Linked DNA regions of Mus musculus: region 1 is linked to region 2. Evidence: chromatin loops called from intact Hi-C (ENCODE). Cell type or tissue: heart. All regions are shown on one strand. Links, peaks and the distances in the headings refer to the core of each region. The heading gives the core; the rest is flanking DNA. Region 1 holds the start of Nudt13 (nudix (nucleoside diphosphate linked moiety X)-type motif 13). Region 2 holds the start of Ecd (ecdysoneless cell cycle regulator).

Region 1 (5,385 bases), core at 257-5,256, 54 kb before region 2:
AACTGGGCACAGTGGCCTGCACTTATAATCCCAGCACTGGGGAGGAAGAGACAGACAGGTTCCCAGGGTTTGATGACTAGCTAGCATAGCCGACTTGGAGAGTTTCAGGCTGAGAGATTTTGTCTCAAACACCCATGTGAACAGTGCCTGAGGAATGATGTCTAATGGCCTACACACACTACACACATACACAGAGAGAGAGAGAGAGAGAGAGAGAGAGAGACAGACAGACAGACAGACAGACAGACAGACACACACATTCTCTCTCTTTATACACACACTACACACACACACACACAGAGAGAGAGAGAGAGAGAGAGACAGACAGACAGACAGACACAGAGAGAGACAGATAGACCCACACATTCTCTCTTTTTATACACACACACACACACACACGTTCCTCTCACCATTAAAAACTGGCTAGCCATTAAACTAGGCCTGCTGTCCTTTTTCTGATGATCTAGATCTGTGTTCAGATCTATATTCAGGAGTTAGTAACCTTGTCCCTACAATGGTTCTTTTAAAATGTCCTCTTGTTCCGCTTAAGCCCTTTGGTGACATTCTATCCCTCTCGGAATAAACCCAGAACATTATAATGGCTTTATAAAAACATAACACTCGTGAGGCTCCGTGTGATCTAGTGCCTGTCTATTTTTTGACCTCATCTATAATGATCTGTCCTACATTTCTTTGTTTTACCTTTTATTGTTATGTGTTATGGGTGTTTTGTCTGTGTATACTGTGTACCACATTTGAGCAATGCCCACAGAGGCCAGAAGAGGACCTCAGATCCCTTGGAACTAGAGTTCCAGAAGGTTGTAAGCTGTTATATTGAAGCTGGGACTCAAATCCAGGTCCTCTAGAAGAACAATCAGGACTCTAAACCATTCTGCCATTTCTCCAGCCCCAGTCCTAACCTTTCTTTACACCCGCCAGGCACATCTCCACCCCAGGGCCTTTGCACGAGCTTATTTTACTCTGTCTACAAGTCTCTCCCCACAAATCCTAACTTGGCTGTTCCTGTCAGCTCTGTCAAGCTCTTTATTCCAGTGTTGCCTTAACAATGAGGCTATCCATCCTACGTAAAATAGCAAAACCGCTCCTCCTCTTACCATGCTTTAACTTCTGCCCCAGCACTTACAACCGTGTGTACAGTTATTTATTTTGTTTTCTCCCATAGAATTTTGTTTACATTAAGATGCATTTTTTATGTATCCTGTACTTTTAATATTTTGTCTCATTAATTATATTTTGAAGAGCTAGGGAAATGGCTTAGTGGTTAATAGCACTGGCTTCTCACAGAAGCAAGCAACTCCCATAGTAAGAAAGAAAGCAGCCCCAAGTAGCTTTACTGGAGATTCGTCTTAGATGGTGATTGATCCTACTGATTGACCAAGGTAAGAGTTTTACCTAAAGCGTCTATATACCTAAGCACAGTCCCTCGTTTATTTAAAGCAAGGTATCAGTATGCACCCCTGATAACCTGAGTCTACTGTGTACACTGGGCTGACCTCAAATTCAGAGGGCTCTGCCTCTGTCTCCTGGGATTAAAGGCAGGCCTGGAACTCCTTTTTTTGTTTTTGTTTTTGTTTTTCGAGACAGGGTTTCTCTGTATAGCCCTGGCTGTCCTGGAACTCACTCTGTAGACCAGGCTGGCCTTGAACTCTGAAATCCACCTGCCTCTGCCTCCCAAGTGCTGGGATTAAAGGCATGCACCACCACGCCCGGCTAAGCCCGGAACTCCTAACCTTAAAAAAAGATTTTTTTTTCATGTTCATATGTACATGGCACATGTGTGTCCATGGGTGCACATTAAAGTATGTGGGTGTAGAGGGTAAAGTTGACATGGAATGTCTTCCTCCATGGCTTTCCCCTTTGTTCATTGAGGCAGGGTCTCCCACTGAACCTGGGGCTCACCAATTCAGCTAAGCAGCATCTAGCCCAGAAGATCTGGAAACTGTTAAAGCTATTTGTTTGTGGTGGGTTTCACTATATGCTTTATAAGGTTAACTTTGCAACCCAAGGTTACAAGCTCCCGGCCTAAAAGTTGAACTACAATTCCCAGAGTGCATCGGTAATCTCTCTGAGACTGCTGGGAAGTGTGTCAGATTTCCACTTACCCAACCACCCCTACGTGCGCTGTAGCGATGAAACTACATTTCCCAGAGTGCATCTTTAAGGAGGATTCTGGGAGGTGTGGCAAAGCGTCAATCCCACTGGGAAGGGAAAAGAGAAACCATTTGAACTTGAACATTTGGAGTTTCCAGGGGCGTGCAGACCATTGGGGCATAGAAGGCATCTCGAAAAGAGTGAGTACAGGAAACGAAACCTGTTCTAAGTGCAACTAGGATGTAGTAAGGAGCCATAATCAAAACTTGCCAGACGCTCTCGGTTACAGAGTTTGACAGTTTTAACTTAAACCTTTCAAATCTCGAGAAACCGGACGTTTTTGTACCCAACATTGAGTACCTCTAAATATTTTCTGAAATATTTTTGAAGAGCTATTTAAAATGGAAGTTTCCAATATTTCACCTTTTCTCTTAATTTTTTAAATGGTGGCGGGATCTTTTAGAAATAAACCATAAAGCTTTTTATATAAACCAGGGCACAGAGACCGTGAAGTCTGCAACACGGCTGCTCATCAGCTTCCAGCATTCCCAGCCATCGAAGTCCACAGTGGAGTGGCTGCTCCCTGGGCACCTGTGAAGATTCAGGAGGAACCCACGGTCACGCTTTATGCCTTTCAAGTCATTCCATCTGGAAAGATGAACAGAATGAGAAATGTGTGTGTGTGTGCCATAGAAGTTGTTAGTTCATACGTTCAAATGCCTTGGCATTTATTAGTTTTGAGTAAAAACAACGTTACCTTTCATCTCATCGATAATTCTTTGTATACACACACACCAGGAGCGTCAAGTGTGGGGATGCTGTTTGACATATTGTCCAGTCGTCAGGCCATGATAATCGACAGTTGGCTAAAATTAATTTGGTATCAAATATTGGACAAGAAACCAGGTAGCTGTATGGCCATACAAGAGCAGTGAGTAGTTACAGCTCGATTCCCAGGACCCATTAACCTCACCAGAGGAATTCCAGTAGCCTAAATTTCCAGTAGCGTGAAAATAACCTCTTTTAGCCGTTAGTCCTGGAAACTACTGGTTTTGTTATACATTATTGTATTTATATATACATATATATGTGTGTGTATGTATGTATATGCATGTGCTTTAAAATTTAAAGATAGCCTATAATCCTTCCTGCTGAAGCAAAAGAGTCGCTATGAGTCTGAGGCCAGCCTGGGTTACAGAGTGATACTTTGTCTCAAAAATAAATAAATAAATGAAATTTAAAATCAGTAAAAATAAATAAGTAAATTTTAGTCAGGGCTGGAAAAGTGGCTCAGCAGATAAAGTGCTTGCTGAGTTTGAGTCCCCAGGACCCATGTAAAGTGGGGTGCAATAGTGCACATCTGTGACTCTCTGGAAGCTCACAGGCTAACCAGCCTAGTATACACAGTGATGAATGACAGAAATATCATGGCTCAAAATAAGGTGGAGGGTGAGGACCAACACCTGAGGGTGTCCTCTGACCTGTACACTTATCCTGTGGCATGTGTGTGCCTGCAGTATCTCTCTCTCTCACAGTCACATGCATATGCATCATGCACATGCAGTCACATACTTAGGCACCAAACACATATGCATCACACACACACACACATACACACACAATTGTAAGTGTACAAATGAACAGTTTAATTGCATGTGCCCCTGTCAACCTTCATCGCCATCTCTTTCTCCTAAACTAGCCACTGTCTATAGTCTGTGTACTTCTGAAAAATACAAAAGCCTAATTATAATCTCAGCATTCAATAGGCAGTAGCAGGAGGATGGGGTTCAAGGCCAGCTTGGGTTATATGACACCTTCTCAAAACCAGAAAACAAACAAACCCAAGTAACTCCAGATAAGTGAAGTGTTGTACACTTGTAATTTCAGCACTCTAGAGTCAGAGGCAGGAGATTGCCATGGTTCAAGGCCAGCCTAGCCCACTTAAGCAAAGATCTAACCTCAAAATAACAAAACAAAACAAAAATTAATTTATGTACCCCAGAATGTTTATCTGTTCTCTTAATTATACATAAATTAGGTAATGGTGACCAATCAAATATTACTTGTCTTTCCACCTGTCTAGCTGAATATATAATTGGCAAATAAACCCAGGTATGGTGCTGGGTATGTGTGTTTATCTCAGCATGTAGGGGTCTGATATAGGAGGATTGCCTCTAGCTCAAGGCCAGCCTAGACTACATTGTGAGTTCTAGGCCAGACTCATCTTAGAAAGCAACAATAATAACAGTAAATTGATAAAAAAAATATATATATATAGTATACAGTATAATATTTTATATTTGTATATCTTATTAAGTAAATCAAGCTAATATATCTATTACCTTATATATTTGTAGTTGTTCGTTGCGATAAGCACGTTTAAGGTCTCTTAGTTTTCAAGTGTATATGGTCACCATCAGTACTGCAGATCTACAGAACTTACATATCCTGTCCAAGTGGAACTGTGTGCCCTTTGACCAGCTTCTCCCCATTGCCTTATGGGCATTTCTCATTTAATAATATGTTATGAATACTCTTTCCTGCTACTACACAGATCATTCTAAATTTAAAAGCTATTTATTATTCTGTTTAATCATAATTGGGGGGGTTGCTAAAAATTAAACCTTGAGCCCCATGCATGTTAGGCAAGTTGTCTACATCCTATAGCTGAGCCACATCCTCGAGCTACACCCCCATCCCCACTAAACATTTTTTTTTTTTTTTTTTTGGTTTTTCGAGACAGGGTTTCTCTGTGTAGCCCTGGCTGTCCTGGAACTCACTTTGTAGACCAGGCTGGCCTCGAACTCAGTAATCCACCTGCCTCTGCCTCCTGGTGCTGGGATTAAAGGCATGTGCCACTATGCCCGGCACCCCACTAAACATTTTGTTATTGTTCTATGAGTGTGATGCCTGTGCCTGCAGATGCAAGCGTGCCGTGCCATAGCATGCACATGGAGGCCGGTGGACAACTTCGGGGAGTCAGCTCTGTCCTTCCACCATGGGTTCCAAGAACCAAACTCAGGTCATCAGGTTTGCACAGTGAGTGCTTATAGTGGCTCAGCCACCTTGCTGGCTCCCGTTCTCATGATTTTTTAAAAATTTATTAATTTCATGTGTATCAATGTATGTCTGTGTACCACATGTGCGTCTGATGCCTGCAGAGGCCAGAAGCGAGCACTGAGTCCTATGGGACTATAGTTCCTGGTTCTGAGCTGCCACCTAGGTGTGGGAACAGAATAGGTCCTCTGGAAGAGCAGCCAGTGCCTTCAAATG
Region 2 (5,385 bases), core at 131-5,130:
TCATTTTCATAACGTTAGAAGACATGACAGAACAGATGACTGTATTTTGCTAGAGTTGGACGTAAGCACTGGTGACAGCAGTAAAGGACACCGGAAATGCTTCTGGGTGGCAACGGACAGTAACAAAACCCATTTAGTTGTTTTTATTGGCCAGACAAAGTCACTCTTGGATTCTCAGGAAAACAGCTACATGAAACAAAGCAACCTCCCACAGGCATCATGGAGATAAGTCCTGCGCAGAGAAAAAGAACTGTGACTAAGTCCCAAGCCTGGGCCTTCGCAGCACCAGCACTCACACTTAGGCACAGTGAGAGAGTCCATACCACAGCCACAGTCCCCGCATCCCTAGCCATAAAGATATTCTATAGAGTTAAAGTTAGGGGCTTGGCTATATGTGGGCAGACGTCAGTGGCTTTTAAGGTTATGGAACAAGTCTCTCAGAAGGAAGGCTTACTTTACCTTTTGCAGGCTTGTATTTGAGATTGAAAGGCTGATTCTGCCAGATATAAGGGACCAGTATGGGTGCGAACTGGGTCATTATCCGTTCAATGTACTTCTGAAGAATCTCTCTGTGCTCTTCTGTGCCTCTGGCTTTATCTGGTATCAGGAAGAGATGGTACTCCACAGCATCCTCTACCATTGCGAGCTTTCCACTGCCCTCCATTCTTCTCTAAAAATGGCCATCAAAGTTCAAGGGACATAAGCCACACAAAAGGAGAAATAACAGCATTCTCAGAATTCTTCTAGGTGACTACATTATTTCCCCCAAATTTGATACACACCTACCATCATGGTTCCGGCCTTTACCAGACACCACTTGATTTATCCTCTGAATAACAGACTTAAAACTATCTTCCTTAAAATTAAATTATGTGAACTGGAAACCTTGATATTATGGAGTAAATGAAAGTCCAACAACTCACTTCCCAAACCAAAGAAGTATGTGAGGATAAAAGTTAAAAATAGCTAGGTGTGCCTATGGTCTCAGCTGAGAGATCAAGGCAAAAGGATCACCTGGGTCCAGGATTTTGAGGCTAGGCTAGGTAACATAAGACGATCCTTTCTCACAAATAAATAAATGTTTGCCCTTCAGTCGGCAGCAGTGTGTGTAACACAGTTTGAAAACATTCCATTACTATCCATTATTCTCTCACACCTTCCAACCGTGCTTCAGTCGGTGGCATACTTTGGGCACTTTACTTTCTTGAGCTTTCTACTTAGTCGTGAAATGAAAGTGTTAGTCTGCCGTCTCTAAAACACCTTCCTTTAAAATTGTGTTACTAGGTGCGTTAAAAAGCAATGCCCCTTGCTCTACAGGGCTTCTATAGAAGATTTAAAAGTGCCAACACTTGCGTGTCGGAGTTTCGTCCCAAAATAATTGGTCATGGTTCCGGATGCCCACCTAACGCAGCAATTTAATTCCTAAGCTTACTTGGCTTTGCAATGAACCAATAAGGAACCTGCACCTTCTATGCAACTACCCACTCACCACTGTAAATTAGAATCGTGCTGCCTCTCACCCTGGCGGATCAAGGAAAAACTCTACCCACCCTCACCCTAAATCCAAGCAGGGCTCTTTATGTAGAATTTACAGAGTCAGAATTGGACTTGAGATCATGGGAATTAATGAAAAATGACATACCCGAGAGTACAGAAGAGGAGCCACCAGGAGCACTGTCCTGGCGCGGTATAGTGCTCCTTCACCAAACTAGACGCTCTTCTTCCACCTGACAAAAGTAAAGCGATCCCTTTCAATAGCTCTCTCGTGCGCCTCTGCTCTGGCACCTTTCCTTGGCTGCCTCTTCCAGCAGGACACTTGGTCAGAGGCGACCACCAACCGCCCAATCCCGGCCCATGCTGGGTCCTCGCGTTCGCTTGGGCCCTGATCCACGCCTGAACGCCTGCAAGTCGTGAGGCTCGGAACCCTGAGTATAGTCTCTAGTGCGCATCGGAGCCAATTTCCGAAAGACGCTGTACCTTCGTCACTTCCGCTCATGAGAGGAAGGAGGCAGGTCGGAAGACTATAGAGTGGGAACTCTGGGAGGTGGCGGTCCGGAATCTAAGCGACGGGGCGAGACGGGGCGAGACGGGGCCGGTAGGTGGCAGGAGGGGGCCGGGCCGGAGCCGGCGGGAGGGCCAGGCCCCGAGGCCCCCGCCCTGGCTTGCCCGCCCTGGCCGCAGAGGAGAAAAAGGAGGATGATCTCCAGATACACTCGGAAGGCCGTGCCGCAGAGCGTGGAGCTGTGAGTGGATTGCTCTGCTCGCCCAGCTTGGGCCGCCGGAGCTCAAGGGACCTTATAAGGCCCGTCCTCTCCTTTCCCGTCCCAGACATAGGGAGGGAAAATACTATCCCGGATTCTCACCTCCCAGCCCTGGTGGAAGCTGCCTTTTGTCTTTGGGTCACCAGCTTAGGGTGTGCCTTTGGGACTGTTAGGTCCTGAATTGAGGGAGTGCTGCATCCGTTGTTCCCACAGTGCTTTTGACCCCACTGAAGATAATAGCTTAAATGCTACAATAACGTTGAACGTGTCTAGTTCAGAACACCATGCAAAGCTGTTTGCTTGAATGCAATAGCGAAATCAGGTTGAGACCAACTTTGCACATCCTACAAATAAAGATCACAGGTCTAAAGGTTGTATCTAGAAGGTGGTGCAGCTCAGACGTACAAACCAAGGGTCAATCCGATTGTAAAGCCTGTTGTCAAGCAATTCACACATTGCCGTCACACCCCCTGCAAATAATGCTAAAAAGCAAGCACTTTGGTAGTTTAAAAACCTGCTTTGTACCCTTAGTAAAGTGTAACATAGAGCCTTATATCTACTGACTGGTACTTTGCAATTTCAAAAGAACCTGCAGTTTCTTGGTCCTTTCAGCAGTTCTGAAAGATTGCTGTAACTAGCTTCTGTTGCTCAGATAAAATTAGAAAGCTTCCACATCTGAACCCAATAGGGCCTGAACGTTTAAACCAAGTCCCATTGGTCCTCCTCATTGAAGTAAGCAATTTCAACAGCCATACACTTATTATGCATTCCAATAACATTCATTTAAAGTCACACCTGAGATTTTTAGATGGATACTTTTCTTGCCACTTAGCTTTTAGGAAATTTAACTAGATCTGGGCCTTCCTGTCTATGTATACAACTAAGATGTACAAGTATACCTAAAATGATGACGTAGGGCTGGTACATAATAGATCCTCAATAAGTGATAGCACTACTTTCTTCTTCCCGCCTTTACTTGGTAAAAGAGCCATACAAAGAAGAGAACCTCTCCTTGCTTTTCAGAAGCATGTTATCTATTAAGGAATATGTTATTTGCACAACAGCAAATCAGATAATAAGCTCCTTAGGGAATAAAACTAAGAAATAATCATTTCCCCAAAGTGAGAAGGATTTAACTTAAAATCTGCTTTTAATTTTTAAAATTCCATTTAGTGTATCATGCACATGCGCGTGCACCATAGCACACATTTGTTTTTTTGATTTTTTTTTTTTTTTTTTTTTTTTTGGTTTTTTGAGACAGGGTTTCTCTGCGCAGTCCTGGCTGTCCTGGAACTCACTCTTTAGACCATGCTGGTCTTGAACTCAGAAATCCACCTGCCTCTGCCTCCCAAGTGCTGGGATTACAGGTGTGCGCCACCACTGCCCGGCCCATAGCACACATTTGGAGGTTAGTAGACAGCTTCCAAGAGTCACTCATTCCATTATGTGAGTCTTGTTGATTGAACTCAGGTCATGAGGCTTGGTGGCAAGTACCTTTATTTACTGGGCCATCTTATCAGCCCCAGATTTGCTTTTATAATTATTTCTAACCAGAGATGTTAAAAATACATGTTGTATGAAGACACTCTGGATAGGCATCTCCTGAGCTGAAATTTCTGACCCTGTGTATTGTACTACTTGTTCTTGATGCTGTTTTTTATAGTTCCTAAAAATAGCCTTTCCCAAAGGGAATCATAATAGAGTGAGCAATGAGGATTAAATGCATAGAAATGATAGTGTATTTAAATGAATGTTTAATGTTAGCTGTTACAGAGCCCATCCATTTTGAAGTAGTAGCATTCTTTAGCAGTTACTAGTTATAGATGTTAAAAAGGGGTTAGCAAGGTTGATTGTCTCAGTGTAGTCTCCCACACCCTTTTTTGGTTCTGAGAAATGAACTTAGTACCTCAGATATGCTAGGAAGTACCACTGCTAAGCTATATTTCCAGCCTTGACTTTCATTTAAAATTTGTATTTACACATATAAGCAAGGTGTGAGGTTTGTGTGTGTGTGTGACCACCTCAAAATGTAAAACATTCATAATTTTTTAATCATCTACCTGCTGGGCACTACTCCTCTGGAGTCTATTTTCTGCTGGGGCTTGTCTGCTGGAATAAACAATACATTAGTTATTCTATCTTCCAGACATAGTTATCTAGAGCAGGCATTGTTTCCCCACAAAATTGTCTAGTCAGACATACCCAGGAGACAAGGTAGGTTAAACAGAGGCTTACAAGTTTCTCTGCCCACACATCATGAATCCCTAGTGCATGCGTTTCACTTAAAACAGAATTAAATAACTGCTTATGATGTATGATTAGCTAAGTGAGAGTCAGTGTTAAATCTAAGTGGTCTGGCTCCAAACATTCTCAGTGGAGGTGAGCATTCCGAGATTTTACTGAATTGTATTGTATTTATTTGTAAAGTTAAGAATGTACGCTTGAATTTTTTTCTCTAGTGGTAGACATGATTTAAAAGTATATGGTAGGGCTGAAAAGGTGGCTCAAAAGTTAAGAATACTTATTGTTCTTGTCGAGGATCTGAGTTTAGTTCCAAACAGGGGCTCACAGTTGCCTGTAACTCAAAGTCCAGATCTGACATCCTTTGTGCATGTGGTACATATGAAGCATAGACACCTACACATGATTTTTTTAAAAAATGTTAAAGTATGTTCACTAGGGGCTAACAAGATGGTTAGCATGTAAAAGTACTTGCCACCAAGGCTGACAACCAAGTTCAGTTTCAGGACTCACAAAGTGGAAGGAGAGAACCAACTCTCACAGGTTGGTCGCAGTCTTCACATACACACCATGGCATGCGTGTACATGTACAATACTGTAAGTGTGACTTCTTTACAGGAAATGTAAAATATAAAGACAGCTTTATTATCCTTCCCAGGAAAGGACTAACAAAGCACGCTCTTAACCACCACCCCCTTCCAGAGCGACTGGATGACATTTCCTCTACCAACAACAGCCATGGAAAAGATACAAGTTCTCACAGGTACTGCCACACAGCATGCGTGCTTGCTTGTTGCACTTGCTAATGGCAAAGGGTTTGTTCATTCGGACCACACCTGTGCTCGTGAGACCAAACAAGAAATGTTATCTCTGTGAGAGCCTA

The links. A loop is a pair of places that touch in the nucleus more often than their neighbours do. Peaks named below come from ENCODE experiments on the same cell type or tissue, not always from the same donor. Only the 100,000 strongest peaks of a DNase experiment are listed, where the experiment ranks them.
Region 1: it touches region 2 in a loop (2.8-fold over the local background); 1 of 42 quality-filtered maps calls a loop at or near these places.

Annotation. Positions count from the first base shown.
Region 1 is chr14:20,292,481-20,297,865 of GRCm38, forward strand. Nudt13 (nudix (nucleoside diphosphate linked moiety X)-type motif 13) reads left to right here and starts at 2,210. Exons shown (of 9, transcript NM_026341.3): 1 at 2,210-2,312. In heart, for the core only: no CTCF peak of the experiment used is centred there; a DNase peak (open chromatin) is centred at 2,161; H3K4me3 peaks cover 1,209 bases; H3K27ac peaks cover 957 bases.
Region 2 is chr14:20,346,152-20,351,536 of GRCm38, forward strand. It overlaps Ecd (ecdysoneless cell cycle regulator), which reads right to left and starts at 1,970. Exons shown (of 14, transcript NM_027475.3): 1 at 1,643-1,970; 2 at 460-670. The coding sequence starts at 664. Fam149b (family with sequence similarity 149, member B) reads left to right here and starts at 2,011. Exons shown (of 14, transcript NM_001024512.2): 1 at 2,011-2,243; 2 at 5,161-5,265. The coding sequence starts at 2,197. In heart, for the core only: a CTCF peak has its summit at 2,160; a DNase peak (open chromatin) is centred at 2,000; H3K4me3 peaks cover 2,575 bases; H3K27ac peaks cover 1,743 bases.